3 separate regions of the Mus musculus genome follow, and regions 1 and 2 are each linked to region 3. The links are chromatin loops, found by intact Hi-C in ENCODE. Cell type or tissue: left cerebral cortex. All regions are shown on one strand. Links, peaks and the distances in the headings refer to the core of each region. The heading gives the core; the rest is flanking DNA.

Region 1 (10,384 bases), core at 1,428-9,427, 130 kb after region 3:
TGGAAGTCCAGTTTCCAAGGCTGTAAGAAAATAGGTCTGCTGGTTAAACCACACAGGGTGGGACCTTTTGTTACATTAGCCTTTGAAAACGAGTCCACGCCCCCTTCTTCTGTCAGAAATCTAAACATTATGCCTCTGCTCACTCACTGTCTTCGCTGTTGATTTTTTTCAGCTCTTACAAAAGATCCAGTGGTCTATGCTTCTTGCAGTCCCTTTAGGTCTTTCTGGCCACCTAAGACAATAGATGAAGGAGCTAAGAGTGTGCATCATGGAAGGACCCATTGCTGGGAAGGCAAAGATGCTCTGCTGCTACAGCTGATCAGCCTGGGAGGAGAAAACATTGGGTCCCGATTTGTTAAAATGTCAGTCGCACTTAATGAGGTAGGAGAGAAGAACAAAGATTATCATGGGAGATATGTACAATGAAGCTAGAAGCTCATTGCAGGATCACAGGGTGAGATGAAAGAAAACCCCCAAACTTGGGTTTGACTGTGTATACCAAACACTAATTACAGTCATTTATGTGAGCAGCTTACCACTGATAGCTAATTACCATGCAGCACAATAACAATTATGTATATCATTAAATATGTATCAGATTAGTTTTATTTGATTACAATAATAAACTCCAGAAACATACAATGTCAGGCCTAGAAGGAGACCTTGGCAGTCAGTGTTTGGGGCCACCCCTTCACTTTCCAGAGGCAGACAGTGACACTGGCCTGTGGCAGCTACCCAGCATCATGGTGAGACTGAAAATGTATAGTTGTGGATCTGCAACTAAGCTTCCTAGGGGAAATGAGAATGAGGCTGACACCCACAAAGACCATGCCCTCTCTAACTGCTCTATTTAAGTAGCCTGGCCCAGCACGAGAATAACACCTTGATATAGGAGCTTCGTTATAATGATGGAACTGGAGGAAGCTCTGAGCAAGTGAAATCCAGAGTGATTGTGTGCTATTGACATCGATATGACCCATGTTTGGGTAGAGTTCAGACCCATGAAGGAATGGCAACCCCTGTCTCCCACCCTTACCCCACCCTAACCCCACCACCCTAGCAGGTGACTCAGAGAAATGGCACAACCTTCCTTGGGGGTCAGTGTGTAGGTCATGGTATGGGTGTTGACAGTCTGTACAGAAAATGACCACTACTGCTTTCTCCCCTCTGGTATGTATGGCCTGAAGACTGTCATCTTACAGACTGTATCTACCAAGATTAGCCAAACCTGTCTCTAGTCTACCTGTATACCATAAACCCTGCCTTCTTGTTTATCTGGCTCTAAGAAGTCCATCTCCTTGTTCAGCTGTCTGTAATAACCTGCCTCTCAGGTCAACTCCATATTATAAACATGCTGAGCTTCCTGGTTGCTGTGGCTTCTCCATCCATGAGGGCAAAGCTTTTCTGTGTGTGTATCTTTTCTTCATTCCCTCTCTGTCCCAGTCAGGTCAGTCCCTAGAGTCATGCATGGGTGGGACACTTCATGCCACTTACCAGAAGCTAAGCTTACCCTGTTCATTTGTTTCCACTTCTATAGTCTCAGCAGGGTGGGTACCTGGATTCAATTAATGAACGAGGGAAAACTGCGTCTGAATGAGGATGTAACCAGGTCTGTACTGGTTGGAAGATAGTGTTGAGGTCTCCCCAACAGCAGGGTTTCCATCTAGAGCAACGGCTTTTAGCTTTTCTAATGCTATACCCTTTTAATACAGTTCTGCATGTTGTAGTGACTCCCAACCATAAATTATTTTGTTGCTATTTTGTAACTGTAATTTTGCTACTGCTATGAATTGTAATGTAAATATCCCATATGTAGGATATTGGATTTGTAACTGCTGTGGAAGGGGTTGCAACTCACAGGTTGACAACCAGTGTTCTAGACACTTTTGATTCCTTATTATAAAGACTACAGGAGATACTTTGAAATACGCAGACTCCACGACATCCTCTAGCAATTCAATTTTGGTCAATCTGTGTAGAGTTCTAGGAATTTGGTTTTTATTTTTTGTTAAGCCTTCAGAAACCTCTTGTGCTTGGTACCTTTTAAAACATTAGAGAGTATGCCTGCCAATGTACATGGTACCTTTTAAAACATTAGAGAGTATGCCTGCCAATGTACAACCTGATAGAAATAGAGAAAAACCTTAATTTGGTAATGTCTAAGGAGGAAAATTCAATGCTAGCAACAACTGGATGGTTTAATGAGTCTGCTGGAGGTAACATGTCAGCACCCAAGGAAGACAGCTCAGAGTGGCCTGGTGGGAAATTATGACCCGCCACACACAGCTAGCAACAGGGGTGATGACATGGGGCTCGTAGAACCCCCTGTATATCTAGAGCTCACTCTCAGTGGAAAGGCAGGCTAGCCTTTCTAATTGCTTATGCTCTGATTTATATTAAATGCAAAGTGTGGTTCATCAAAAGACAAAGCCCCGGAAAGCTCCCTGGAACCCTTAGTGATGAAATTGCTGGTGGTGAACAGTTTGAGAATGAGAGGTTCCATGGAATGGAGACGCCTGGGGTACAACTGTGCTTACAAGCACCGTGCCTGATTTCCCGTCCTTTTAAGCCTGCCTCCCCGTTTGAGCTCTCACACGGATCTGTTTTAGGTGCTTTCAGTTTTCAGGATGGAACCATCAGTATATTGGCTTTTTAGTCTGTCTTCCTTCATTTGGAATCCCAAGACAGTGCCCTGTACGTTGTCATCTTCCTCACTGGTCAGTAGACTTTTCTAATGTGGATGAGACAGTCTGTTTATCCATTCCCTAGGCAACTTTGCAAAAATAATCAAACTTCATTTTTATCAATTTTTGTTTTTGTTTATTTTTAGTCCTTTTGAAAAACTTCAAACATAAGCATTGTATCGGCATCACCCAAGGCAAATTTCACTGTGAAAGCTGCCGGGATCTTGGGGGTAACTTACTTTCTTTCTTTCTTTCTTTCTTTCTTTCTTCTTCTTCTTCTTCTTCTTCTTCTTCTTCTTCTTCTTCTTTTTTTTTTTTTTTTGAGTTTTTTGAGACAGGGTTTCTCTGTGTAGCCCTGGCTGTCCTGGAACTCACTCTGTAGACCAGGCTGACCTTGAACTCAGGAATCCACTGGCCTCTACCTCCCAAGTGCTGAGATTAAAGGCCTGCACCACCACTGCCCGGCTTGTGGGTAGCTTTCTTATGCACATTATCTGCCTCTAGTCTAGCACCATTATCTCTGGTCCTATGAGTAATGTGGCTTGTCCATATGAACTTCTGCTACCGACTTTTAACATGGTTTCATATATGAAACTGTATGACAAACAAGAATGGCATCTCAGGGGGCAATTGGAGGCCACACAGCTGTTGATGGTGGATTGCTATGCTGGTTAATCTTTGTCAATTTGACATAAATCAGAGTCACCTAGGAAGAGGGAGCCTCAGTTGAAGAATTGCCTTAATCAGATTGGCCTGTGAGCATGTTTGTGGGGGCAAATGGATTGCTTATTGATGCAAGGGGGCCTAGCCCATCGTGAGCGGTAGCATCCCTGGATGGGTGGTCCTGGGCTATAGAAGCAAGCTAGTAAGCAGCATTCCCCTATGGTCTCTGCTTTAGTTCCTGCCTCAACTTCCTTCGATGGTGGATTGTGGTCTGGAAAACCTGTAAGAGGAAATAAGCCCTTTCCTTCCCAGGTTGCCTCTTGTCGGTATTTTATCATAGCAGAAGAGAGGAATCTAAGGTGCTTATCCTGAAGCTCTTGCACCAGTTTGGCCTGGAAGTGGAGCCTTGGGACCGTGCAGGGATACCAGGAAGTAGAGGTAGTTAGCACTGCCCAATGAAAGAGGAATGTGAGGTTAAAAAACCGGAAACGCACCCAAGGCGTTGGAGAGCGCTCTCATTGAAAAGCACCCAGGTTAAACAGATCCAATCTAGGTCAACAGAGTGGCTGGCAAAAGCATCACTCCCCATCATGCACATAAAACTCATCTCCTTGAAAAGACAGGAGCTGGAAGCACTTTAATGAAAGACTGAAGGTGAGCAGGGTGGAGGACAGTCGCACCTCGAAGCTGACAGCTGTCTTCAAGACCATCAAGGCAAATCCCAGCGTTTCCTTCTTTGTTTGCCTCTTCCAAGAATAGGCTGCCAAACCCAGGCACCTGCAGCTTTCCCGTCACTTCCCAAGCTGCTGACATTTTCTCCAGGTCAGAGCCACTGCATGCAAATACCTGTCTATCTATTCACGCCTGCCACTCAGGCAGCGAGGCAAAAAATCTGGACTCAATCCCTGCCTTGGGATAATTGCTTAGCAAACAGGATGCACATAATCCATTTTCATTATTAATACTCCAGTTAGGAGCCAGACTCTGTGTTTGGTTTCTCATAATGAGAGCGGCCTTACAATGGAGGTGATGCAATCTACCATTCAGCTCACAGCACTGTGAGGAGGCAAAAAAAACCTCCCCCCTCCTGTGGCAGATTTAGATTCTAGGCATTTCTGTTCCTGTAAAGCAGCAGGCTGGATGAGCCCACTATTGAAGAGTAAGACGTGCTGCGTTTCTTGCCTGGCTGATTTTGTAAAAATGTCCTGCCTGCTCATTTGCTTATTGTTCCTAATCTCCACCCGATAGCTCCTTCGAAGGCATCTGCCCCTTACCACTGCACACCCTGGGAGCAAAACTGCTGGCATGAAGGAAAAGTTTGAAAATGATTGCCAAGCAGTGCTAATTCAGATATAACCAGCCCGACCCTGGTGGCTGGCTCAACCACGCAGCAGAAACCTGGTTAGATTTTAAAGGTTATTTTTTTTTAAATGTGCAAACTAGAGGTGCTTCCTGAAGAGAGTTGAAAGAGTTCTAGGGTGGCTTCGCTTCTCCTCCACAACTTTCATTCCATCTCAGTGGAAAGTAGTTTGCTATTAAAAGGCAAGATAATCCATTATCACTGTGAGTCCTGAACTGCCAGGGGGAAGCCCGCAGCTGGCTGGAAGGAAGGGCTGATAACTTGCATTTAAAGAAAAAAAAATCAATTGCCAGTTGGTGTCTTGCCATCATTCAGAAATAAGGCATAAATGTGACCACAGGTGGAGGAACTGGGTCCCTTGGAGTCTGTGCAGTGGGATTTGAAGTTTTCCTGTTTACCTCTGTCTGGATTAGTTCGAGCCGTTTGGATCCACGGTGACTGAGTTGGTTATTTTTATCAGGTTCTTTGGTGACAGGTGCCCAGGTTACAAGAAACAAATTGGCACTAATTGGACACTCCTGTTGGCATCTTGGCAGGAGAGTGCATCAATAGCTTGATCTGGGAAGCTGTGCATTAACCGGAAGGGGCATGGCCAAGCTGTTGTGCAGCTCCTGTTTATTTGAATTTGCCTGCTTTAAGAACAAGAGGGATGCTAATTTTCACTAGTATTCTAGCATTATGGCTGCAAACACACCTATACTTGTCCCAGAGGGAACCTTCAATGAAAGTATGCTTATGAAATCCTTGTCACCCCATTTACCAGGATAATTGATGTGGGATATGGCCCAGTGGCAGCACAAGGGTGGCCACATGGTTTCTCAGTGGGCAGGGTCGTTGTCATTTTTTTCACCAGTATGTTTGACAGCCAATCTGCCTCATAGTAGTAGATGCAGAATAAACAACTGTGAAGAAAATACATATTTGTTGAATGACTGGATGTAGCCCCCATCCTTGTGAGTGAATCACCATCCTTTCAACTTGAATCGTCAACATGGAGAGTTAGACCAGATGTTAGCACTCATCTAAGCAAGCTGCCCTCATTGTTCAGATGAGAAGTACTGGCAGGATGTGACTGAGCTGAGAGCAGAATCCCCATTCTCTATACCCCTTGTTGGCTATCTTCGTGTTTCTTCTCAGAAAGAGATTTCAGAACACAGGATGCTGTCGCTAATGAACAGCCCAACAGACCATAGAGAGAGAAACCTGACTTCTATATTGGGAGTCTCTCCTGATTGTGTGGCCTCCAGAAAATCACTTAATGTTATTGGATTTCTGCTGTGCCTGGTCTATTTAAGGAGACCGACAAGTCGCCAGGCAATTATGATAACGAATGTTACCTTTGGCTAATAGGGGAAAAAACCTGGAAGAAAAGGACAAAAAATACTAGGCCATGTGGGGGTAAATTATCTTCTAGTTATAAATAATCAGCATGTTGAATTAGAGCAGGGCAGGTTCCTAGGAAGGAGCTTGATTTAATAAGTCTTGAGGGTCCCCATGGCTATTTCAGAAGTGACTCACCCAGCATACTCTAACGGTCCACCAGGGGGGAGTAGAGGTCAATTTCTTCTGTACCAGAGGAGGTGGAGTGATTTGTGTTTTGTAATTAAGGGGAGGGAAGGCTGTGGTCAATGCAAATTTGAGGTGTCCTTGTCCTCTGGTGGCTCTTATACTGGTGGCTTCTCTATGCAGAATAACCAGAGCATGGAGTTGTCACTGAGAACCAAAGCAACCTTATAGCCGTATGGTGATTTTCCAGAAGTAGAAGTCTAGAAAGGAGGAATGTTAGCAGGATGGTTTCCTTAGATAAGTCGTGTATCCACGGGGGTGGGGTGGGGTGGGGTGGGGGAACCCAGAAGCACTTAGAAATGAAGTTAAGAGGAGAGAGTAGTAGCCAAACTGAGGAAGCTGGCTTTTCTGGATACAGACACCTCCGAATATTCATAAAGTAGACAGGAGAACAACAGAAGAAAATATGGTCCAAGCCGGTGACCAGAGATAAATCCTGCTAGCAGGCTCTTTGGGAAGCTTCAAGAGAAAACTCTAGTTTGGTCTACCTGGCACTCTGGAGGAGCACGTCATGGTCAAAGATGAATATTTTTATCTGTGCTAGAGAGTAGCTCTAATCCTAGCTTGGCAAATCTGTCTCCCCATTTAGGATATTAGAAAAGGTCATCCAGGATTCTACTAGATTTGGCTAATTACACATACAATAAAGGAGGCTAATGGGATGCTAGCATCTCGTTGCATTCTGGGTAAGAAACCCATCTTAGTACAATGTTCTGGGCAGATTATTATTGCAGGTTGTGGCTATCACGTAGCTGTGCCAGTGGGGAGTGGCGTTGAAACAACAGAAGGGCACTTGGTTGTGCTCAGCTGAAAGAGAGAGGGGGATAATTGTATGTGTGTGAACCCAGTTACTATCATTGAGCCAGTATTTATGAACTGCTCCCATGTGCCGGGCACTGCATCTGTATTAAATCATTCCATCCTAAACATTGGATTGGATTTTTAAAAAAATTACCTCTATTTTATAGATGAAGAAACAGAGGCACAGGTAATTTGCCTAAGGCTACATAACAAACAAAGGGCTCAGATTCTAGCTGAGTTGAGCTCTGTACATTGTGGCACTAATGAATCAGCCATGTGAAGCTGTTATAGAGAGAAACATGCACACGTTCTTTTCAGACAAGAAAAGCAGCTTTCCTACAAGGCTCATCTACTTCTGTTTGCCTTGGCAGTAACCTGGTGGCGGTGTGTTGGCCAAGGGGAAGTAGGCACAGTTGCTTTGAAAGAAGACATACTATGGTGAAGCTCTGTACGAATGGATCATCCTCGAAGACAGTATGTAGTTATCAGACATCAGCGACTTGATTTGAGGATGGAGTCTGCTAGGGTTTCTTTTGGTATCTGCTTATTATTTTGAATGACTGTGCTCTTAAATGGGAAGCCCTTTCATCTAGGCTAATAGCAAGCAAGAAGAAAGCTGTTCACTGCATGCATCTGCTTGTCTTACCTGAGTTATGTGATGGGAGCTATCTTTACTGTGTCTGAATTTTCTCCCACAGCTCTGTTCCCCCTCCTTCCATGGACCCTTCCTCCAACATGAGGAAGCTTCCCTACTCAGCTAATTGAATCCTGGACTCAAGAGTTCAGTTCAATGGTGTCAGCGTTTGGAAGCTGATTATGGGATGGATCCCCGAATATGGCAATCAGATTTTACTGTAAGGACCCAGATATAGCTGTCTCTTGTGAGACTATGCCGGGGCCTAGCAAACACAGAAGTGGATGCTCACAGTCAGCTATTGGATGGGTCACATGGCCCCCCAAAGGAGGAGCTAGAGAAAGTACTCAAGGAGCTGAAGGGAACTGCAACCCTATAGGTGGATCAACATTATGAACTAACCAGTAGCCCGGAGCTCTTGTCTCTAGCTGCATATGTATCAAAAGATTGCCTAGTCAGCCATCATTGGAAAGAGAGGCCCTTTGGACTTGCAAACTTTATATGCCCCAGTACAGGGGAACGCCAGGGCCAAAAAGGGGGAGTGGGTGGGTAGGGGATTGGGGGGGGTGGGTATGGGGGACTTTTGGGATAGCATTGGAAATGTAAACGAGGAAAATACCTAATTAAAAAAAAAGTTCAGTTCACCCATAGTAACCTTCAAATAGAGGGCATGGGAGCAATAGCCCTGTCTCACCAACCCTCGTGGATGAGCCTGGAAGCTGTGACTTAGAGCTTTCTAGGTCTCTGGGTTTTTTGAGACCAGGATCACCTTGCCTTCAGCCCTTATTGGTTCTCTCAGTTCCCTGTCTCATGCCCCAATCCCTAATCAGTATGCCCCGGAGTTGTCTCTCAAATAAACTAATTGCACCCAAGGTCTTGCCTCAGGCCTTGGTTTGAGTGAAACCAAATTAGGACCTCTTTGAAAAGGCACGTGAACCCTTAGAGCTGACAGTGGTGGAAGTGGAGACTCAATAGAAAAGATTATCTAGGAATATAAAAACACAGAAAGGAGATGGACTCAGAGAGATGCCCTCTGTGCCCCCGAGGACTCTCCATCTAGAACCCGGGGATATTAGAATGGGCTTTCCTTTAGGTAAGGGAGATAGCTCTTTCCTTTGACTGATTCCCACACCTTACTTTTGCTTTTATTAAAGGAATCCGTTTTGAAACTGAGACATTCCAGGGGGCTGTTTTTATCTGGTGAGTGATGAGAAAGGCCAGCATCCCCAGGATAGGTGTCTGCACTCACCTCCTGGCTCTGTGAGTCCAGAGGACAGGATGATGAGATTCCTAACATGCAGGACAGAAACCAGAACCCTCCTCCAAGCATCTGCTTGCTACAGTTTGGAAGCGAAATGAAATACTCCCTCCCTATAAAGCTGGAAAGAGCTCTAGAGACAGCTGTGAGTGATGGAAAGGCCAGGCTATCATGGTTTGCTTCTCTTGCTTAGTTGGTGTTTGCGAGTTAGCTTACTCAGGGCTCTTCTTGATGCAGGTTTCTGAAGTTCGGTCAGCATCTGGCTTCCAGGAGAAGAGGATTTAATGAAAAGAGGCTGGGCAGCAAAAGTCGGGTGTGGCCATGAGTCCGAGTCTTTGTTGACTGGAGATTCCAGTCAAGTAAAACGTGACATCTTTCTAAAGTGCCCAGTCTTTGTGTGGTTATGCTATAACTTGGGCTTGTAAGTGCTAAGATTTAGTGTCCAAAACAGGGAGCATATTCTATTGTTTTGTTTGATTTTAGGAACCATGCTTGCACATATAACTCTGACACACTGAAGAATATCTAAATATTGAAACTTAAGACCTGTGAAGCATAGAGCAATATATGTTGGTTTCCCCCATTCAAGTTAAGAAGCATTTGGGACTAGAAGCAGAAAGATCTGAACTGTTGTTTCTATGGGTGATCACATTGGGTTAAAGGATGTTGCTGCAGCATCTGGATTTGGAAAGCCATGCTTACAAGGATAGAACCCACAAGACAGATGCTGAACTGGCTCATATCGAGGAACATCTCTGCCTGCATAAACCAGGTCACCTGTAAGGATAGAGAAGGTTCTCTAGCATGCCTCTAGAGGGAGACACTGGGCTCCCACCAGGTCTCCCTTAGGCGGGTCAATTCTCCAGCGTGTTAGCAAACAGGTGACAGATCAGGCGCTTGGCTGTGAATACTCAGGGTTGTTTGTTGATTGGTTTGTTTGTTTTTAATTATTTATGTTGGCAATTAGACACAGAGTCAGAAACAAGTTAGCATTCTTGCTGGTCTTTGTACATGTAGAGGCAGCCCATTCCTATTTTATAAGCTAGAACAAAAACACAACAGAGGAAGAGAGAGTTTCCCCTAATGGGATATATTTATCTCGTAAAGGAGAAGAATCAAAAGAAGAAATATCATTAAACTCAGTCATGCATCTAACAACCATATCCCTCATATAACAGTGGGGACGGCATCATCGCCTGCCATCCAGGTGTGGGTAACTAACACTGCCATGCTCACACTGACTGATGACACATCTCTCTAAAGATGTCAAGGTTCTTAGCTCATGGTGGTATCTGAAGGCCTGTCATGGAAATAGGGCAGAGTGGTCCAACTGCTAACCACAAAGCAAACAGTCTTTGTTCCATCTCATTATCTAATCAGAGGAATTCTTCCTTTCCAAACCCTGAAAAGATTACCTA
Region 2 (10,384 bases), core at 1,068-9,067, 280 kb after region 3:
TTCATTAAAGTGGTGTGTGTGTGTGTGTGTGTGTGTGTGTGTGTGTGTGTGTGCCTGTGAGTTTCCTTAACTTCATGACTAGGGGAGCAGAAGAGATTCCTTACAAGATACAAACAATTCTGTCAACATTGTGTGTGTGCAGTGAAGACCAGAATCTGATTAATAAATACAAAGAAAACATATTCTGAGAATTTTAGCTTTAGCTGCCTGTGGATGAAACACAGTTTACCCCACTACTGAAATATAAATTCACCAAATGCAGCCTGAGATTCTGCCTGCTCTTCACCTGACATGACAAGCATTCCAGAAAGATGCATGTAGTCTTGGAGGCACTCAGCACAGTCTTCTATCACCCTTTTACCAGGACGCCCACAGCCATGACATTGCCAGGAACTGCAACTGAGGTCCTGTACTATACTCTCATTTCCCACCGGCTGCTCTTTCTGCTTCTCCCCCCCAGGTTGTTGCTTGTCTAGGTACTTGTCTCCCTGGGCTTTATCAGCCCCAGAAAGCTGCCCCGCATCAAACCCCATAGTCCTCAGAGCCACCTAACTGAACATCTGTGCCCACAAGGCATGGCAGCATCACTGTGCTCTGCATGTTCCTTGTGGAGTGAAGAGTCATGTCCTGATGAGATCTTGAGTCAGGAAAGAACTCCTTTTGAACACATACATTAAAAACTCTAAAGAAGAATTAACTATTGTGGCTGGAGAGATGACTCATCTGGTACCAGCAGCCTCTGCTCTCCTAGAGGATCTGGATTTCTTTCCCAATACCTCCATTGGGTGGCTTACAACCTACTGTAACTTCATCTCTAGGGGACCCTAGACCTCTTTTGGCCTCCAAGAGCACCTGCATACATATGACAGACACACAGGCAAGCAGACATATATGCATATATATATAATGTATTATATTATCATTACATAATTATATTTTATTACATAATATATTTTATTATATATAATAGGTAATAAAATATACAATATAGCAATATATTATAATATATATTAATTGTAAAAAATAAATAGTTACATTGTTATTGTACCTTTGCCTGACAGTGGTACTCCACTCAACCATCCATGGACAATAATGTGACAGCTTCTGACTGACTGTCAGATGTCATGGTGAGGAGTAGGGATGAAACAGGTCATCGGTACCAACAGCTCAATAATTGTTTCTTTCCTCTGTGCTGTGGACTAGCAAGATACATCTCTATGTCTATAAAAGTCATTAGATTTTTCTGATTTTCTAAAACCAAATTCCAGTGTATTCCTGTCCTCACATATTTTCCAGAGATGATTCAGTTTTATTTTGTTCAGCAACAAACTAGATTAGAGGAAGGACATATTTATTGTTTTTGGTTTTTGTTTCAATTTTATAAGGATTTCTGATTTTTTTTTAAAGTTGTCATTTAACACATTACAAAATATGCAAACAAAATTGAATAGTTTACAGTGGGTGGGGGATATGTAAATGCCTAAATACCCATGAGAAGTATTACCTAAAAAAAAACCAAAAAACAAAACAAACAAACAAACAGACAAAAAAACACTCTCAAAACAATCCTAAGAGGCAAATGGTCATAATTAAATCAGAGTATGTGTAACTTAGAAATAACATCGCTTGCTAATTGAACTTATATGTCTCACACAGACCTTTATATGTGCTGTTATTTTCATTCCTCACAAATCCTGGTTATTTTGGTTCATTCTGTAGATGAGAGCATCCGAATTGGCTTTCCTGGTGTCATTTCTACATAGGGAAAGATAAGCTGGGATTTGAGCTCCAGCAATTATTTCTAAATGCCATATGCTTCACTCTCCACTTCAGTAAACTTTTTCTTTCTCAGAGTAATAATTCTTGTGTAATGTTTGTTTGTTTATTTCTTTGTTTGTTTGTTTTTGTGGGAATAGGGACAGGCTCTAGAGCTTGATATATTTTGTACAAGTGCTCGGTAACCTAGCCACATCTCAGGCAACTCCAGATTTTTGAGATTTATCAGCAAGGAGTTTAATGGTCGTTTGCTTTCTTAACTGTCCATGGATGCTGGGGACACAAGGACATAGGCTTCACAATTCAGTCTGGCCCAGAAACCTATAAGTATACCATTAATTATTTTATTTAAGAAAATTAAAAGTAATTTTAAAAATTATGTCGTAAATCTGAGATCATAAAAATTACACAAGTTTTATATGAAAAAAAATTCTGTGTTCTATATGCAATTAGAAGGATGAGGACAGTCTCTGGCAGGGCAGGGCAGGACGTGGTTAATGCCAATTGAGGCATCGTGAGGGCAAGTCTGATTGAGCTGTAGATTGAGTTTTAGACTGAGTGTGATCAAATGTTATGTTGAATAGAGTTGAGTTTTAGATTGAGTGTGGGTTGAGGTTTAGATCATTGTTTGGATTTTTGATAAAGTGTAGCCTAGTGTTAGTGGAGCTTTAGTTGAAGTATGAGGTTGACAAGGGTTCAGTTTCAGATTCAGCATCATTGAGTGTTAGTGGAATTTAGGTGGCTCGACAATGGGGTGATTTTGTTCTCTGGTTTGGCCAGTATCATAGACATAGCACCTCTTTCTACACATTGTTGTGTGCTATCATCAGAATGCTTGTGTGAACTCACAAAATTCTCATGCTGCCACTCCAACCCGAAAGGCACCATGTGGTCATATATGATGGTAGGAGATGAGGCATTTGGAGCATGGTGAGACTACAAAAAGCCAGCCCTCTTGTCTGTGTGAGATTACAGTAAGAAGACAGATCCCCACAAGAGTGTGGGGGCTCCCCAGACACCAATCTGTCAGCACCTTATTCACAGACTCCCCAGTCCCCAAAACTGTGAGGACAAAATTTTATGGGGTGTGTATAAACCAAAGAGTTTATAGTGTTCTGTTATAGCAACTCAAATAGACTAAGTTCTGTCTGCATACTTTCATTGAACCACCCCCTCTGTGAACTTAAAAAAAAAAAAAAACCACACAAAACAAAAACAAAACAAAACAAAAAAGCCCACCCCAAACCATATCATCTTCCTTCAGGGTCTGGCACCCAAGTGTGGCAGCATGAACTTGGCTTTGCATTGGAAATCAAAGCCTGGTGCAGGCACACAGAGGAATCTGTGGTTTTCAGCTGCTTGTGCCTCTGAGTGAGTTTGGAGAAACGGATCAGTTCAAAAATCACTAGCCTCTCAGCAAGCACTGCAGGGCGATCAATTCTGAACGCCGCGCATCTCAGCGAGCAGACGCTGTCTACACATTTGTTTTCTCCTCCTCCTCTGTCTCCACATGTTCCCGTCAACTCACTCTGAACAGCTATTAACAATAACTTCAGGAAGCAGTGGGAACTAATGACAAGTCTCATCCCCTCCGTCTAATAACGCGGTCCTAATTCTCATGTTTTCATTATCCCCTGGCACTAAACCATTTCCATTTGCACACCCAAGCAATCCCCCATATCTTCAGTGTTAATGTCAGCTTGATCTGCACTGATCACTTTCATTAACAATATACATTTACAGGGTAATGTGATCCAAAAACAGATGCTTCCCAAATAAACCACTCATGGCATTGACAAAAAGATACAGCATGAAGGTCAAAGGCCCTAGAAGTTTTCCATTTACCACAGGGGAAAATAAAGAATGACTCATTAAATTTGCTATTCACTCAACAAACATACTGGCTATGACTCAGGCTCGGGGATAACTGATGGATGCAAAGATGGTAAGAAAATAGGGCATAGATTCTAAAGCTGGTGACTGTCTGCTTTCGGACTAGGGCATGGACTCCATATTTGGAAAAATGGGGATATGAGGCTTTATATCCTGATTGAGTTCTCAGAGCCTTTGGTCTGTTTCATAGCAGTGTTGGTGTTGGTCCACTGGCTGCAGACCCAAAAAAGAATGGCAGATCTCAGCAACAATGAAGACTAAGTATAAAGCTAAGGTTACAATATAATAAGAGTGATCCCAGGAGGAGTCCTTAGAGTCTTACTAAAGCTGCTGTAACAAATTCCATGATGCCCTTGGCTTTTGGGTTTTGTGAGCGATCCTTAGTGTCCCTGATCTTACAGAAACATCCTTCTGCTCTCGGTTCTCCTTTCATACTGTCCTTCCTGTGAACCTGCTTCTGTGTCCAAATTTTCCCTCAAATAAGGCACCAGTTGCACTAGATATCATAAGGATCCCATCTTTATGTATATCTGCAGGGATATGCGGAGGTCTTTCATATGCAAACGCACATACACAAGTGCCCACACACAGGCATACAAACACACAATCTGAACAAGCAAACACACACACACATCCAAGCACACGCATACAAACAATCACACACATGCATATGCACACACACATGCACATGCACGCACACACACATGTACACATGCACACACACCATGAGAGCCGAAGAGACCTGTGATTGGGAGGAGGGGTGCAAAAGAGTAGTAGGGGTAAAGCAGGGCTTTGTTCACGCCCTCCTAGAGAACTCAGTGTTGTTCAGAGTGTGGTCTAAAAGTGGCAGCATCAGCACCACCCAGCAACTCTCGAGATATGTAAATTCCACCCACCCATGCATATCACCCCCAGATCTATAGAATTAGAACTCATAAAGGTGGGGTTCATAAATTTGTCTTCACAGCCCAAGCAATGGTTCTGACTGCCATTCATCAGTGACCTGGGCACAGGCTTCAAGCTCATACTCTCCTCCCACCACCAAAGAAGAACCAGAGTGGCCTATAAATCATTGCCCTGCTTTAAACTTACAAAAGCTCCCGACTACATTTAGAAAATAAAATTCTCTTCCTCACTTAGAAGATTTTCTTCTATTCCACCTTTCCCCCCTTGCTCAACACACTCCAGGGATGCTGGCTTCTTATTGACAGGAGATATTAATACAGCTTTGTTTGCCTTGTATCCATAGTACCTGACATATAAAAGAGACATTCACTATTCATGCATAAATCATTTCATTAGTAAAGACATTCATATTTGTCTTATCCAAGGTTTAAGATTTTTGCTGAATTTCAATTTGTTCTTTCTTAGGTTTGTCTATTTAAATTCTAAAGTGACTCACAGTATCACTTTTTCTTTTTCTTCTCTTCTTCCTCTTCCTCCTCCTCCTCCTCCTCTTCCTTCTCTCTCTCTCTCTCTCTCTCTCTCTCTCTCTCTCTCTCTCTCTCTCTCTCTCTGAGATGGTTTGGATTAGTTTTAGTTTACTATTAGTAAATGCTGCAAAAATATTCACAACATATATAGTTGTACTACAAACATTCTCATCCCTAGTAGTTGAAAACTGTACATATGAATATCCTTATTATAAAGCCTGTGGATGGCTCTGTGCTTAAGAATGTCTCCTGCTACAGCGGAGGACCTGAGTTTGGTTCTCAGCATCTATATGTATCTCACAGTTTCCTTTAACTCCTCTTTTTTTGATCCATAAAGATTATCATTGAACTGAGACTGAAGTAAGGAAAGAAATGTCCAAGGATAAAGTTGTGTGAGAATATTCCTGATAGAGGAATAACATGTACAAACACACTGAGCTGTGAAGAAGGCCAAGAGAAGTCCAGAGTATTTTGGTCCTGGGAAAGAGAAGATATACATGAGGCTACGGAGCCAGAACGGAACATGCATGTGATGGTGAACTCTGAAAATCTGGGGTTCTAACTTTTACCATGCAGAAACTTGAAAGCAGCCAGAAGTTTAACCCTTGTGCCGTATTTCAGTTTAGGGATTTCTGTGGGTGGTAATGGCAGAGGGAGGGAGTTAAAGAGCCAAGGGACAAAGCATGAAAATTCTGCTGGAGGTCTTCACATTTGAATCATTGCTTTGCCCAGCTTCAGGTCAGGGCTGGTCCTTCATCACACTGTACAAGAAGCAATTTGGCAGTGGCTTGCTATTTTCCTTCATTGCTTATACATTTCTTGTAGGTCAGTTTGGCGGCTGATGTGTTAGGCAACAATCCTTTGAGTCCACTGTACTTGCCCAGTGAGCCTCCTGTGGAGCCACTTCCTCATGCCTCCATGTATAGAGTGCTGATGAGCCGTATGGCTTTTCCTTTGGCTTCTTGGGCATCAGCTGTCTCTTCACGACAGCTTCCTGATAGTCCTAAAACCTTCTGTGCCCAGAGGAACCCTGATAAATTTGTAACCTTTTTGTTAATGATAAATATATGACTTATGTTGCAAATATAGAAATCTTCTTTTTAGGGGCTAGAGAGATGGGTCAGCATTGAAGAATACATTGCTCTTGCAGAGTACCCAAGCTTGGTTCTCAGCAAACACATCAGGTGGCTTACATGTCTGTAACTCCAGCTCATTTTTAAAAACCATCTTCTGACCTCTATATGTACTGTAATCATATGCACATGTGCACACACACACACACACACAGGCAAAATAAAAAATTAAATCTTAAATCCAGTTCAAATGAATGAAAGAAGGCCCACAGGTTATAGGTTAGTGTCAGATGTTAGACTAGATGCCTATGACCATAAAATTGTTGCTTAAATGGAATCCTTATAGATTCATGGACACATGGACTGACTAATACACTGAATTTAGCAAGAGTAAATAACTTGCTAAGAGCCTATATTTGGTGCTGGCTGAGGAGTCTTCAGAGTCCCAGTAGTGGGATACAAAGTCTGCTCCTTTTCTGTCATGCTAGAGGCCTTGAGCACATGCCAGGCTGTAAAAGAGCTCTCATATTCCCCAGTGCCACTTTAAGGTATTCTCCATTTTGCACTGAATCACGGTCCATGGGACAGAGATTTGCAACTGTCCAGCTACTGTTTTTCTCAGCACAGTGACTTGAGATAGACAATCAGCATCTTGATTAAATAGAATTTGCAATCAGAAGTTTCTGAATAAGGAAGAATTTGATAAATTCTAATGAGGCCATAATGTAAGCAAAAGAAAAATCAGAAGGGATGAGACTGAGGAAAACAATATCAAGATGGGATGCCCCGGTATCAAGTGAGAGAAAGTTGCAAAATGCCACAAAATGACAACATCACCAGAACCTCCACTGTAGCCAGAAAGGAGTGAAGGAGGAAGCCATGGCTCCATGATGGTTGTGATTAACCAGGTCTAGCCCAGGGATGTGTCTTTAGCATCTGCACCACTCAGCGAGGGCAGCCTCCCTCATAGTGCCAACACTGTCTATGTTCTAAATCCTTTCATGCCTCACTGCACAAAGGTCTGTACTTTTCTCAGGATAAATTCATTAATAATGACTTCTATTTAGTGAATGCCTTACTAGGTATGTACAGAGACTATATTTGTAATATAGCATGTATATCCACAATCATTAGCAATGTTTTTCTATTTTTGTAAGTGAAGAAATTAAAGATAAACAACTTGGTCCCAGACACACACACACACACACACACACACACACACACACACACACACACACACAATAGGTTTAAACCTAGGACTGTCTTGAAAGCCTGGGCTTAGCTACTGAAATCTACTTTTGGAAGTCTACTTTTATACAAGGCTTCACATACATTTTATTTACTTATACATAATGTCTCTATACAGGCTTCTTCCCAGAAATGCCTATCAAGTAAAGATGGCAGTGGCTTCCTCTTGTGTCTAACAAGCAGACCTGTTGAAAATGGGGGCTGCATTCCTTAAAGGTGCTATATTCTAACTGGCATTAAATTATTATTCCATGAGGCTAGAGAAATGGCACCAGTCAATTGTACTTACTGCTCTTATGGGGTGACTAGGTTCTGTTCTCAGCAGCTTACAGCCTCAAAGAACTCCAGCTCCAGGACATCACATACTCTCTTCTGGCTTTTGTTGGCACTGACACATATAGGATGTTTGAGGAGAATCTATAACTACCAATTTACTAAACAACCATAATTCCTAATTGCATTTTAAATATTTACCATTATTCTCATAAATAAGTATAGGTCTCTGTTATAGACAGAGACCATTGTAGAAAACCACAACCAATCAAAATTCAAAGAATAAATGATCGTGTAGCGCTTAGCCCCAACTGATACATCTATAACACAGCTCTACCCTTAAGGCTCAGAGATATAGTGAAAGAGAGAGTAGAATGAGTGTGAGATCCAGAGGAACCGGAAGCTTACTTTGAGATTGTGTCTCTTAGAAATGTCACAGGAGCTACACCCATGAAGTTTCATCAACAAGGCTGGCTAAGCAAAACCTGAACAATGACAACACCAATAGACATGCTATTAGAGAAGGGAGAAATCTCATATGCCCAACCTGAGATAAAGAACTTTAAGAATTGTTGTGTGCAAGAGAAATAGAAGAACTTCTCAAGTAAGTGGTTATCCAATACATGTGGTCAGCTCTGAAATCATATGCATGCATGCATACAAGTAGCATTATGCTGACTGTGCTGATTGAGCAGGATATATATACATATATATGTATATATGTATATGTGTATATATATATACATATATATGTGTGTGTATATATATATATATGTATATATATATATATGTATATATATATATATATATATATATATATATATTTGAAAGAATGTGGAGGGGGCAGATTACATGGGAAGGGATGGAGGTTTTTAAAAAGATGGCTTAATGATATGCTTATATTTTAATTTCAACAAATAAAACTATTAAAATATTATGTCTTTATATCAAATTATTGCCTCCATTTTTGTGTACATTTGTGCTGCAAAATTTCCAGTGAAAATAGATTGCAGATATCAACAACATATTAAAAATGTCAAGGTTCCTTTCAAAATCATGTGAACAGATGAATTTGGGTTTCATCATAGCTCACAATTATACCAATCTTCTTGGAGAGTATTTAATTTGACCCCTGTGTGTACTCTGGGATCATTTCATAGCAGCAGGAATTCTTGTTTTATGAGATGAATAGGTGTCACTGGGATGGATGGGAGTGATGTCATGCGTTATTGATTCCTGAAAGTATCTGAGATGATTTGCTCTAAACCATGAATTATGTTCCAGTCTTCCATTTTAATATTTTAATCATACTCTTTAGTCTTAAGGTGGTGCAACTTGCTCTAAAATTCCATAACCTTAATTTGTTACAATGCCCTTGAAGCCGTCACACACAACAGTATTTCCTCTGTTATGAAGTGGATCAACCAAAACACTTGTGAATTGGCTAAGGGAATGGAATCAGAGTTTCCAGAAAGCAGCTTCATATAATTAGTAAAGCTCACTCCCAAACCCAGTGCCAGCAGCTCTGAAATTGAGTCCAGAAGTCAGCGAACTGTGGCTCACAGGCCAAATGTCCCACCACCTGTTTTTGTATGTTGTGAAAGCCAAGGATGCTATTTATATTTTAAATGGTTGGAAGAATATAGGGTAAGAAGAGTACTGTCTGACAATTATGTGAAACTTGAGGTTGATGTCCTTAAAGAAAAAGTGTCTGAGCACACAGCCACACACGCTTGTTTTTGTTTGTCCCTGGCTGCTTCCAGGCTACAACAGATGAACTGTGCTGTACGACAGAGTGGCCCAGGAACTCTTCACTGTATCTTCTGTGGAGCATTATAAAGAACTCTGCATGCTGAATGGAACGCATGATCCTTAGTTCATCAAAGGTTACAGGTCACAGAAAAGCACCTACAGCTGACCCCTGCATCTCTCCTTTGGAATCTGGATGATCAGTCAGATTCCCTGAAAGGCATCCCAGATATCAATGCAGCCAAGTCCCTTAGGAGACAGATTCACACAGCAAAAGTACAAAGGAAAGCCCAACAATCCCAGATCTGGTAGAGATATTAGCGGGAATGAGACACTCAAGTAAAACAAGTTTACATCGCTAATGGAGTAAGATTTTGACACAATCATTCTGCAAGAGAAATACTTTAGGAGTCACCTTGATGTTCACCACTCTGTATGATAGAAATGATTTTTTTTTTTAGGAAGCAGCAATCTGAATATTATACACTCTGGATGATAAAGTTGTAAGCATCTTAGAGACTTCACACACACACACACACACACACACACACACACACACACACACACACATCTTTACAAAGCAAAAACAAAGATGCAGTTGTGCCTAAAGGTATAAGTATTTGTCTTGAGAGGGCTGTGAAAGATGATGGCAGAGAGACCAGTCAACTGCCTTCTTTGCAATCGCTCAGAGGGATCACATCAGCACCAATTTCTTCAGTGCTTTGCAGCAGTGACATAAATCTGAATAAACTCATTTCATATGAGTATGTCTGCCCTACACTTTTGCTTTTCTATGCTGCCTATCTTAGTTAGGGTTCTACCGCTGTGAACAGACACCATGACTAAGGCAAGTCTTATAAGGACAACACTTAACTGGCGCTGGCTTACAGGTTCAGAGGTTCAGTCCATTATCATCAAGGTAGGAGCATGACCGCATCC
Region 3 (10,384 bases), core at 1,108-9,107:
CCTGTGGTAGTGGCCGCCGCCCGCTCAGTGCGCCATCCCAGACTACTACCGCCAAGATCTGCTCTCGTCCCCGCAGCCGGAGCCCTTTAAACAAGTCCCCGGGAGGCGAATAGCAGCCGTGTTGGTTGGCGCCCTGCCGCCAGCCCGGGCTCCTCACCCTCCTTCCCTCCTTTCCTGTTCCCTTCCAACTCTAACGGGGAGGATGGCTCGGGGTGAACTGTCGCGTTTCCAGTCCCCCGCCTCCCAACCCCTCCGCCCCCCGGCCCGGAGTTCCCAAATCCCCCTCTCCTCTTGCCACTAGCCCTCCCCACCTCTGCTTTTTAGGGGATAGGAGGGGGGGGGGGATGCAACCTGGCGGAGAGTGTGTTGCAACCCTGAGTTGGCAGCGCATCACTGTCAACCTGCCCAGGGTCAAGGCTGTGACATGTTGGGATTTCTTCTCCTTGCCCCCTCGAAGTAGTAATTATTACTGTTATTATTAGAACGGCGAGGTTCGGTTGAAACTTTGTTTCTTTTATCGCCACCCGGGAGCTGTGGTTAGAGCATTCCACCTGAGGCCCGCGGGGAAGAGGCGGGCTTTTTTGTTGTTGTAGCGGTTGGCCCGCCTGTTTGTTTTGGTCTTCCAGCATGCACAATAAATAATGATTAGGATAAGGATGCATAATCCGGGGCGAAGGCGGCGCGGTGCCCAAGGGGTTCGGCGGCCGCTGCGGCTGCTGTAAGGCCGGAGCCGTGGAGAGAAGAGAAAGGAGTTGTAAGTTATATTTACCTTGCTCGCGAGCAGTGTGCTGGCTGAATCTTCCCTCTCTGAGTCACCCAGAGTACAGAAACAGAGGGAGCGAGGACTAGATTATGAATATGACTTCATTGATGACAGCCGTCCCCTCCTCTTCCTAAACTCGGGCTCCGCCCCGCGTCCCACCCTCGCCGCCTCCACGGGCGCCGGAAGACGCGCCGCAGTTGGCCCCGCGAGCCGCTCCTCCCTGCCCGGCCCGGCGCGGGTTGGTGGGACGCTCCTGTCACTCGCCCTGCTCAGCGACTCCGGGAGCGCGCGGGGGGAGCAGGGGGCGGTGTGCAAGAATGTGGATCTAGACAGCTCTACTGTATGCGTGGATCTGTGTGTGTCTGCGAGGCGCCGGCTCTCCGCCGTGTTTGTGCCTGGAGCAGAGAAACTGCGCAGGACAAGCAACCAGCCCGCAGCCCTGCTGGACTCGGGAGCCGCACATCCTTTAGCTGGCAGTAGCCTTCCGAGCTTCTCCGAGGAGACTGGGGGAACCCCCCGAAGCGAAGGGGAGGGCAGCCGTAGTAATCGAGCGTAGTAGTTCTGGGGAATGTGGAGACCGTGCTGGAATTTAAGTGTGCCTGCGCCTGCCAGCTCGAGCCTGCAGAGAGAAAGGGAGGGGACGGCGGGGGCAGGGCTCCGGGTGGCACCAAAGCTGTTTGTGGCAGTGTTGGCCGCGGGGGTGGGAGGGAATGGGCATTATCATACGAGCTGAAACTTTTTCGACCCCCGCCTCCTCCCCGTTTCTCTCAAGGCTGTCATAAATTTGCGTTCTTCCCACCCATCCCCAGCCCCCAGTGAAAAGGGAGGCGGCACAAAGAGCGAGCTTGCCAAATCTGTCTCATCCCTAAAGGACTGCAAGCTTCCAAATGCCAGAGAAGAGAAACAGCTGAGAGGCCGGCCGCCTAGTAAATAAATAAACCCAGATAAACCCTCCTAACCCCTCTGTTTACTTCGGAAAGGCACGAAGCACTTTCACCTCCCCTCACCTGTCGTCTTCGAATAAAATATACATAAAAATGTGGGAGGAGAGAACGACCCGCGAGGGTAGGGCGGGAGAGTCAGGGGGCAGCTGAACCATGGGATCTGCTTTTGATTTAAAAAGGGAAATAAATCTCAATCTCTACAGACCGAAGTCTCCTCTCTCTTCCACCCCACATTTAAGACCAATTAAGGCTACAAACTGCAATTTGCCTGCACGTAGTGGTTTGGAGAGCTAGTGTTTCAGTTTTCCTTGAAATACAGTATGTCTGCCGGACCCTAGGTCACTATTTGGTGAGGCGGTTTTATTTTTAGTTTTATGAAGTGTGAAAGAATGTTAGGAGATTTTAAATCAGAGGCCTATTATATTAGACTCAGATTAATGTAGGTGCTTGACTCTTAAAATTAAAACTGCTCCTATGTGGTCATGTTATGAAAAAGTATGATCTATTCCTTATTTTGCAATGTAATGGCGTAAATTAGTCATTCAAAGTGCACTGTGACTATTTGGTTGAGGATCCCTCCCACCCTGGGGTAAAATCCTATTTTAAGATGGTTTATACTTTTACAGAATTGACTGTGAGAGCCACTGGGTGTGAAGTGCTATTCTAAGGATGCTCAAGCTTAGGTACTGGGTATGTTGATGACAAGGAGCAACGGGAACAATGTCAGATTCCTGTGTGCTCATTAGGAAGAGTTTACATCACTGGCCCAGGCCTGGGAGGAAGCACTACCAAGGCTCCACTGCATGGAGCAGGCAAGCAGGGAGAGCAATCACACAAGCCTAGAGTTTTATAGTTTTCCAAGGTGCTGCTATTTGCTTGTTAAATTTGGCTTCCATGTTTTCTGTGTATCCCATGGCAAACTTCTAAACCAAACAAAAGGGACTAGGATATAGTGTGCCTCCCTGGAGGTTGTAAGAAATTGTTTCTCTGCCTGAGGATAGGCCAGTATAACAGTAATGGAATATATTCTAAGAAACGCTAAGCCCAATTAATAGTGTAGTAAATGCATAATCTAAATACTAGCTTCTAACTGCCTAATAGGTTTCAGCTTTACCAGACTATAGCCAGAAACCTAATTGTGTATAATAAAAGGCTTTAACTTATAAAGATAAGCATTCATTAGCAAGCATTAGGTTTTACATTTGTTTCCTTCACATGTCAACCTCACAGCCCAGGTTTAACAATTTGATGATATCACACAGTGCGTGCGTGTGTGTGTGTGTGTGTGTGTGTGTTTCTATGTGCGCATCTCTTGTCTTTCTTTCCACTTCTACTTCTTTCTATTTCTCTCTGTGTGTGTCTCCCTCTGTGTCTCTCTCTCTCTCTGACTTTGTCTCTATATGTGTGTCTTGTGTGTGTGTGTTTGTATGTATGTGTGTTTTATGTGTGTGTCTTGTGTGTATGTGTGTTTGTATGTATGTGTCTGTACACTTGTGCATTTCTGTGTCTTTCTGTATGTCTATTTCTTTCTATTTCTCTCTGTGTGTCTCTCTGTATGTCTGTGTCTGTCTGTGTGTGTGTGTGTGCATCCCTGTGTCTTTCTCTCTGTGTGTCTACTTTTCTCTATTTCTCTGTGTGTATCTCTCCGTCTCTCTATCTCTGGCTGACTCTCTCTGTGTCTGTCTTTGTCTATCTATGTGTGTTTGTATTTCTCCCTGTTCATTTACCTCTGTATATATGTCTGTCTTTCTATGTCTCTCTCTTTCCTTCTTTTTCTCCCTCCCTCCTATCTTTTCTCCTTTCTCCCTCTCCCTCTCCCTGGCCCAAAGGGCTCTGGCATTTGTAGCCCCCTACCCCTGCCTCCTACAGGTGTGCCACACCATGACCAGCATGGCTTTGCCGTCATTCTCTCATTAATAAAATTTCACCTCCACTTGCCATAACAATTCTTAGAAAGAGAAACCTTCATCTCTGTGACACAGAAGCCACTGGCCATTCCTTCTGGCATTTTGTCAGAGAGAAAGTAAGAAGAAGACCTTCCCTTTGGTGTGTGTGTGTGTGTGTGTGTGTGTGTGTGTGTGTGTGTTCTCCAGCTTACATAAAATTCTGATGCAGTACTTGAAGGGGTTGCTACCCATACCTGTACATGCTCAACCACGAGAATGAAAGTGCACGATCAGTGCTTAGGAATACAGATTAAATATAGATACTTGGCTCCCTTTCACCTCACATTGACCTAAGGATGCCTCACCCTCTCCTCTCCCTTCAGGTCCCTCCTCTGAAGAATTGTCTTGTTTGTAGCTTGCACTGCAGCAAGTAAGAATTTCATCAAAGGACTCTGAAACTCGTGAGAAATAAAAGGCTGCAGCATTTGCTCCATAGGAAAAACCGTCCAGTACGCACTTCATCTCCGTGGTGAAGCAAAAAAAAAAAAAAAAAAACGTAACCATTGCTGATTCTGAGAGAGAAAAAGGAGAGGCTCTTTTGTTTTGTACAGAATCACAGGAAAGCAGCTCTGGTTAAGAGGCTAAAAGGACTCAGGGAAGCTGCACAGGATGCTGCAGTCCCAGGGAGCTTTGCTTTGGGGACTTCGATGAGTCATAATGTGTTCTCTGAAGTCTCTTTTTCTCTTTCTAGCTTGGTAGCGAGGGGTAGAAGTTGCTTTTTCATGTCTGCTTGGCCACATTTACTTGTTATGTAAGTCCTCTTTGGCAGATGAAGATGCCTCTATAGAGTACATAGTGGGCTTAAAAGCCGCTATCTGGTTGGAACACCCTTGTAAAGGAAAACTGCACACACAAAATTTAGAAGCTTTTACTCCCAACAAAGCATTAATGTGGACTGGTACGGTATTGAGCTTCAGGCCAGAGCAGGTAAGGCCATTAGGGACTGGGTATGTCATATTTAGTAGTAGACACTGGACTTTAACAAACTGAATCCGCTGACATCTAATTTGGTGAAGGGTTTAGAATTAGCAAGAAAACTGATTACAGAACTAAACACTAGTCTCTCTCTTCTTCCCTAATAAATGATTTAAAAATATCTTGTCTCTCCATAATCATATCTCTAAAATGCCACCTTAATTTTTTTTATGATCGTTTAGCTCTCTACTTTAAAATTATATGTATCCCCAATTCATCTTAGGATAAACTACAAACTTAGCATAGCATTCAAGGCCCCGGAGGGACAGATGTCTACCAGGCTTGTTGACTTCCCCCAAATGCTGCCCTGTGGGTGACCTGCTCTACCTGTAGGTTCCTATAGAGCTCTGTTGGTCATATTCCCCTCTCTGACATGCAGGGAGGACTTAACTCCAGGTCCTCTAAGACTCACCTGTGACCCAACATCCAGAAAGTGGTCCTGGTGCCCTTGCAGACAGAAAAGCTGCAGGTCCCACTCTGCTCCCATAGCAACCGATGTGCACCTCCATTAGGGCACTTATGACTGATGCAGTTATTTGTTTGATATCACTCCACTAGTACCCGGAGGGTATAGAATAAGTTCAATTCATGGTGGAAACCTCAACAATTAGCTAGTTGCTTAGTACAGTGTATCAAATAACAACAACAACAAACAACCTCCACCACTTTGTTGAATGAAAGGATGAGCAATAAATAATAAACTTACCTAATATTGAGAACTCAGCAGGTCTTCACCACCAGTAACTATGATGAACAATCTGCAGCGTTTACAATCTTTGATAATTTTTAAGCAGGAAAGACTTTAAAATATTTGTTTGTTTGTTTGTTTGTTTAATTCTGTTTTGTTTGGAAGCTTGAAAGATAAGAAGCTGCACTTTGGTATGAAGAGCATTGATCAGAAGTTCTGTGAATGTTTGAACCAGGCCAAAGGAACAACGGTGCAGATGAGGGAGCTGGACGCGCTAAGAGAATCAGCCGGTCCTGACAGCATTTCTCCTTTAAATCACAGGCCAGAAGGTAGGCCAGTATCTTCACACAGATCCTTTCTTCCCTTTAGCCAACTAAGATACGCGACACTAGTCTCACTTTCTAGTCCATACGACAAGACAGCTAATTAATGTTCTTAAACTGTGTCCCCCACATTGGAGAAAGCAAGGCAATTGATTGATATGAGAAGAATACTAGAAACCCTGTTTTTGCTTCCTGATCTTAAAACATTGCTGCTGCTACAAGCCCCTCCAAAGTAAAAGGATTGTATGCCTAATATACTCGCAGACTGTAGAGTCTTTAGATGTCTCTGAAGTAAACTAGTCTTCTGCCATGCAGAAGAGCTGAAGGACCTTGAGAGCAGGGTTGTCACAGGCAGGCATGGTGCTGGCACCCTTCTGTTCCCTCACTGGCAGTGACAGCTCTTCAAGCACCATAGTGTCTCAGGCTTCCAGGGTCTACCTTAAATGAATTCACAGTTGCCGTTCCTCAGGGTCTACCTTAACTGAAATCACAGATGATATTCCTGTCTCCAATTTTAGCCAATCAGCCCTCTTATTTATGAAGCAACTGACTTAAAAGGAGTTCTGAAAAGAAATCAGAGGCTGAGGTGGCAATAAGGCGAGCACAGGTGAAAACCAGGCTCTAAATTGCTACTTTTGCCCCCAAGAATTCATTGCCAGCCATGCCGAGAAGTAAAACAATGAGGACCTAATTAGATCCTACAAAAAATAGGTCAAAAATATCCACAATTACCCAAGACTGCTTGGGATCTGGGTTGATATTAACTATCGCTCATGATGAATTCCGACTTACACATTCAGTTTATATTGAGGCATTCATTATTGATAATATGATGTAATCATAATTAGCAAGATAATTAAGGTTTTTTTCTTCTCATCTTCATCTTACTCCTTCATCACTTCTGCTTTGTGATTCATAATGCACTTGATATATTATTAATACTGAACTCGAGTTTAATAATGAAATATACACTTTGTACTTTATCTTACTTTCTTTTGAGGTCCAAGGGAAAGGTGATCAAACAACTTGGAGCTGACTAAATGATGAAGTCAGAATTTTTAACTCACCTTGGTAGCTCTCCAGACTCAAGCAATGCGTGTCCTCATGGAAAAACTGCAATTATTTGTCCTCAGTAGAAGGTTCTTGATCCATGCTGGAACACTGGTGGGGGTAGAATATGAGTCTTCTTCCAAACGTTTACTGTACCAAATTATGTGGCCATGTTAGTGTGGATTTTAATTTGAATAATACTTCATTAATTCTCTGAGAGTTTTTTTTACAATGTATTTTGACAGTGTTCCCCCAGCTCCTCCTATCCCCACCCTCTCCGTCCTCCTTGCCCTGCTGTGAGATTTGTTCCTTTCTTTTATGCTTTCCTGTGCAGTCTATTTTGTGCTGCCCAACTTCTCTTGGGAATGGGGCCTGCCTTGGAGTCTGTTTAATCTACCAGGGAATCACAGCATTCAAAATGCCTGACTCTCTCATAGCAGCTATCAAATGCCAGTGACTCATCAACTCGAGGTGATAATTTGGTGCCCTCCTCCCTTCATCCCCTCTGTGACTGGGATTTGTCTGGCTTGAGCTTACTAAGGGTCTGGTGGAAGCTGCCACGGTCACTGTAAGTCCAGCTGTCCTGTTGTATCTGAAAACTACTGTTTCCTTGATGTGCTCAACCACCTAGAATTTTTACAATCTTTGCCCCTTCGAGAATCCTTGAGGAGAGAGATATTATAGAGATGCTGCGTTTAGGCTAAGCATTCCACAGCCTCTTAGTCTCTGCATTTTGACCAGTTGAGGGTCTCCAAGAAGTTTCTCTTATGAGGGTTGGGAGATGAACTGGCCTATGGGTATAGGAATAGGTCTACTTTGTCCATTTAGCATAATATTAGTATTAGAATCTCCCCTAGGATCTATAACTTATCCATCTACAGGTTCTTGGTCCCCTAAACAGTACCAGGTACAGTTCCTACTTATGGAGGGGATCTTATTCCTATCAGAACCTGATTAGTTATTCTCGTTTGTGCTATGGTTGCACCAACAGTGGGTATAGCTGGGCAAACCAGTCATTGTTATGCCTTATGGAGTTCACTGCTGGGTGAAATCGATGACTGCTTTTCTACTCTGGTAATGTGATAGGACCTTCTGGCATTATGAGAGTGGAAAGCATAGCTGAAGCTTCCGGGTCAGTGCCAGCTTGGCCGTTCCATGTTGTATGATTTGAGTATGTGGTATCTTCAGCAGGGGGCTCTTATTGCCAAGTTCTGGAGGGTAACCAAGAGTACTGGAAATAGCCTGCAATACACTTGAGGGTTTATGGGACACCACTGGCCAACAACTCAAAAAGGAATAACTCATCGCAAGTAGTGGGTGTTTTTTGTTTTGTTTTGTTTTGTTTTGTTTTGTTTTGTTTTGTTTTTGCTAGCATATGGTCTCTAGTTGGGGGTATTTTCTCCCTCTGTAGGCTAACTCTATTTAAATGTGTGTGTGTGTGTGTGTGTGTGTGTGTGTGTGTGTGTGTGTATGTATGTATATGTATGTAGGAACGTAATAAGCATTTTTTTCAATGAGTGCATCTGCTTCATTATACTCTCAAGGAGCTCTTCCTTCAAGAAGGTGGTAAGAATTACTAAGAAGCCTACACAGCCTAAATGACCCATGATAATGTTATGATAAGAAATAAATCCTCTGCATGACTTTTACAAAAATTTCATGCATCCAATTAAAAAGTAAGCCAGCAATATGTAAACACAGAAACAATTACTAAAATTCCCTTAGATGACTGCATAAAGAATGTGAAATAAGCACGCTGAGTTTTGTGGAGGAGGGCAGAAGGTTTAATTTGTTCTCAGGTAGGACTAAAATACTGCCTTGTCCAAGATGGCTCCAGGGACAGACTTGACTGGGGCAGCAAGGAAAATGAAGAAAAGACAGAAGTGCCCCGAAAAGCTGGGGTTGCCTGGGGACTGGGCTCTCTGATGGAGAAAGCACAGCATTTCAGAAACTCAGTATGTTCGTTATATACAACTGAACAGAGACGCAGGGCCATTGCACACAGTTGAACAAAGCGGTTGGGCTATTACAGAGAGATAAACAAGGAGCCAGTGTTTATGGTCTACAGCTGGAGGAAAGAGGCAGGTTTAGCTACCCTCCTGGAAGCAGTCTCTGTAGGGGAGCAGTCTTCAGACTGTAAACATCCACAGGGAAGAAGATATGGTGGCTTTTTCTTCTTTCTGTACACACTATCAACAGTATTAACAGGGGCATCTGGGACCAGAGGAAGGCTTTGTCATCTCTCTGAGCCTTACCCTGGGAAAAAGGCTTTGCCACTATCCCACAGCTCTGAGGTCGGCGTGGTCATACTCATGGCAGCAACACACACTAACTCAGGCCTTCCTCCTCTCCTCTCAAAAACACATGCCATAACAATATGGCTTCATTTTAGCTGTCAGTACTGTTTTATTTTTGTTTTTTTTTTTAAACCGGAGAGTGATGAACAGAAAACTAGCATAGATGTCTAGGGTAGGTTTCAAAGCATCTGGATTCTGCACCGGGTAGGAAACTTTTATCTTCCTATCAGAAAAACTTAGCTGAACAGACACTGAGTTCAGAAACTGTTGGATGTAATAAAAATAAAAAATCACATTTTGTGTGGATATGTGCACATCCACATACTGATCCCACCAGAAACATTGCCATGTGTGTTGATTTCTAATGATAAAGATTATCTGGGAGCTTTGGGTCATATACTTTCTATAGCTATATGAAAAAGTGGAACTTTCTGTTAAGATAAAAGAACATCTGTGCAGGATTTAAAGTTCCAAGGTATGTCTGAATATAAAGAAGTCACTATTTTATATTCTATCAATATTTTACCAAAACGTGTTTAAAAATATATCCTCTGCCAGGGACGTTCTCTTTTTTGAAACCTCAATACTTTGTTGTGACAGTTTGTTTGAGCTTATGGCTTCAGAGGGGAGAGAGTCCATAGTGGTGGCGGGGGAGGGGCGTAGCAGCAGGTGGCTACAGGAAACAGGGATGGCATCTTGAACTGGAAGCACAGAGCAGAGAGAGCAGAGTGGGAGATGAGTGGAAGTGGAGATATAAACCCTCAAGGCTCTCCCCTAGTGACATACTTCATCCAGCAAGACCCCACTTCCTAAAGGTTCTGTAATCTCCCCCAAATGGTACCTCCCACTGGAGACCAAGCATTCAAAAACCAGAACCTGTGGACGGGGCAGTTCTCTTTCTGACCACATATAATTTAATGATCTAGATAAATGAATATTTATGCTTCCCAATAACCTATTATTTTGAATACCCAGGTTACTACAGAGCATGTATTAGGATGTTACTGTGAGTAGTAACGCTATATAGCACCTTATAGTAGTCACTGGTTTAAGAAGTGCATGCTAATCTTAGGACTTCTGCTTTCACGGCTGAACCAAGCACACTATACTAGGACGTGTAGTTGAATGGATTGCCCATAGCTACCCACCAAGATAAGGTGGTCTCCTCAGTCCCTGTCAGTACATTTTCTACTCATCCACATTGTTTCCCTTAGAAAAAGAGAGAGGAAGTGAGGAGAAAAAGAAAAAAAAATAGAAGAATTAATAATTTACTAATTTCTTTAACTTTATCTCAACTTCAATAGTTGGGGTCATTTGATTGTTTTTGATTCCACGTGTGAGGGAGAACAAATGGCTCCCCGAGGCTTCTCCCTTCTTCCTGCCTACCTGTAGCCCTGT

The links. Hi-C counts contacts between places; a loop is a spot of excess contacts. Peaks named below come from ENCODE experiments on the same cell type or tissue, not always from the same donor. Only the 100,000 strongest peaks of a DNase experiment are listed, where the experiment ranks them.
Region 1: a loop joins it to region 3, with 4 times the contacts of the local background. A loop is called at or near these places in 6 of 42 quality-filtered maps.
Region 2: it touches region 3 in a loop (4-fold over the local background); 2 of 42 quality-filtered maps call a loop at or near these places.

The regions. Positions count from the first base shown.
Region 1 is chr19:26,461,306-26,471,689 of GRCm38, reverse strand. No RefSeq gene overlaps it. Among named protein-coding and RNA genes, the nearest start is that of Gm34808, 41 kb to the left of the region's middle. In left cerebral cortex, for the core only: a CTCF peak has its summit at 6,236 (motif pointing right); DNase peaks (open chromatin) are centred at 4,462, 5,166, 5,763 and 6,259.
Region 2 is chr19:26,318,007-26,328,390 of GRCm38, reverse strand. No RefSeq gene overlaps it. Among named protein-coding and RNA genes, the nearest start is that of Gm34808, 180 kb to the left of the region's middle. In left cerebral cortex, for the core only: no CTCF peak of the experiment used is centred there; DNase peaks (open chromatin) are centred at 3,223, 3,773 and 4,508; H3K27ac peaks cover 489 bases.
Region 3 is chr19:26,595,619-26,606,002 of GRCm38, reverse strand. Gm52395 (a long non-coding RNA gene) reads left to right here. Exons shown (of 7, transcript XR_003952911.1): 2 at 1-754; 3 at 5,482-5,645. It overlaps Smarca2 (SWI/SNF related, matrix associated, actin dependent regulator of chromatin, subfamily a, member 2), which reads right to left and starts at 843. Exons shown (of 33, transcript NM_011416.2): 1 at 770-843. In left cerebral cortex, for the core only: no CTCF peak of the experiment used is centred there; DNase peaks (open chromatin) are centred at 1,349, 2,314 and 4,352; H3K4me3 peaks cover 1,045 bases; H3K27ac peaks cover 1,856 bases.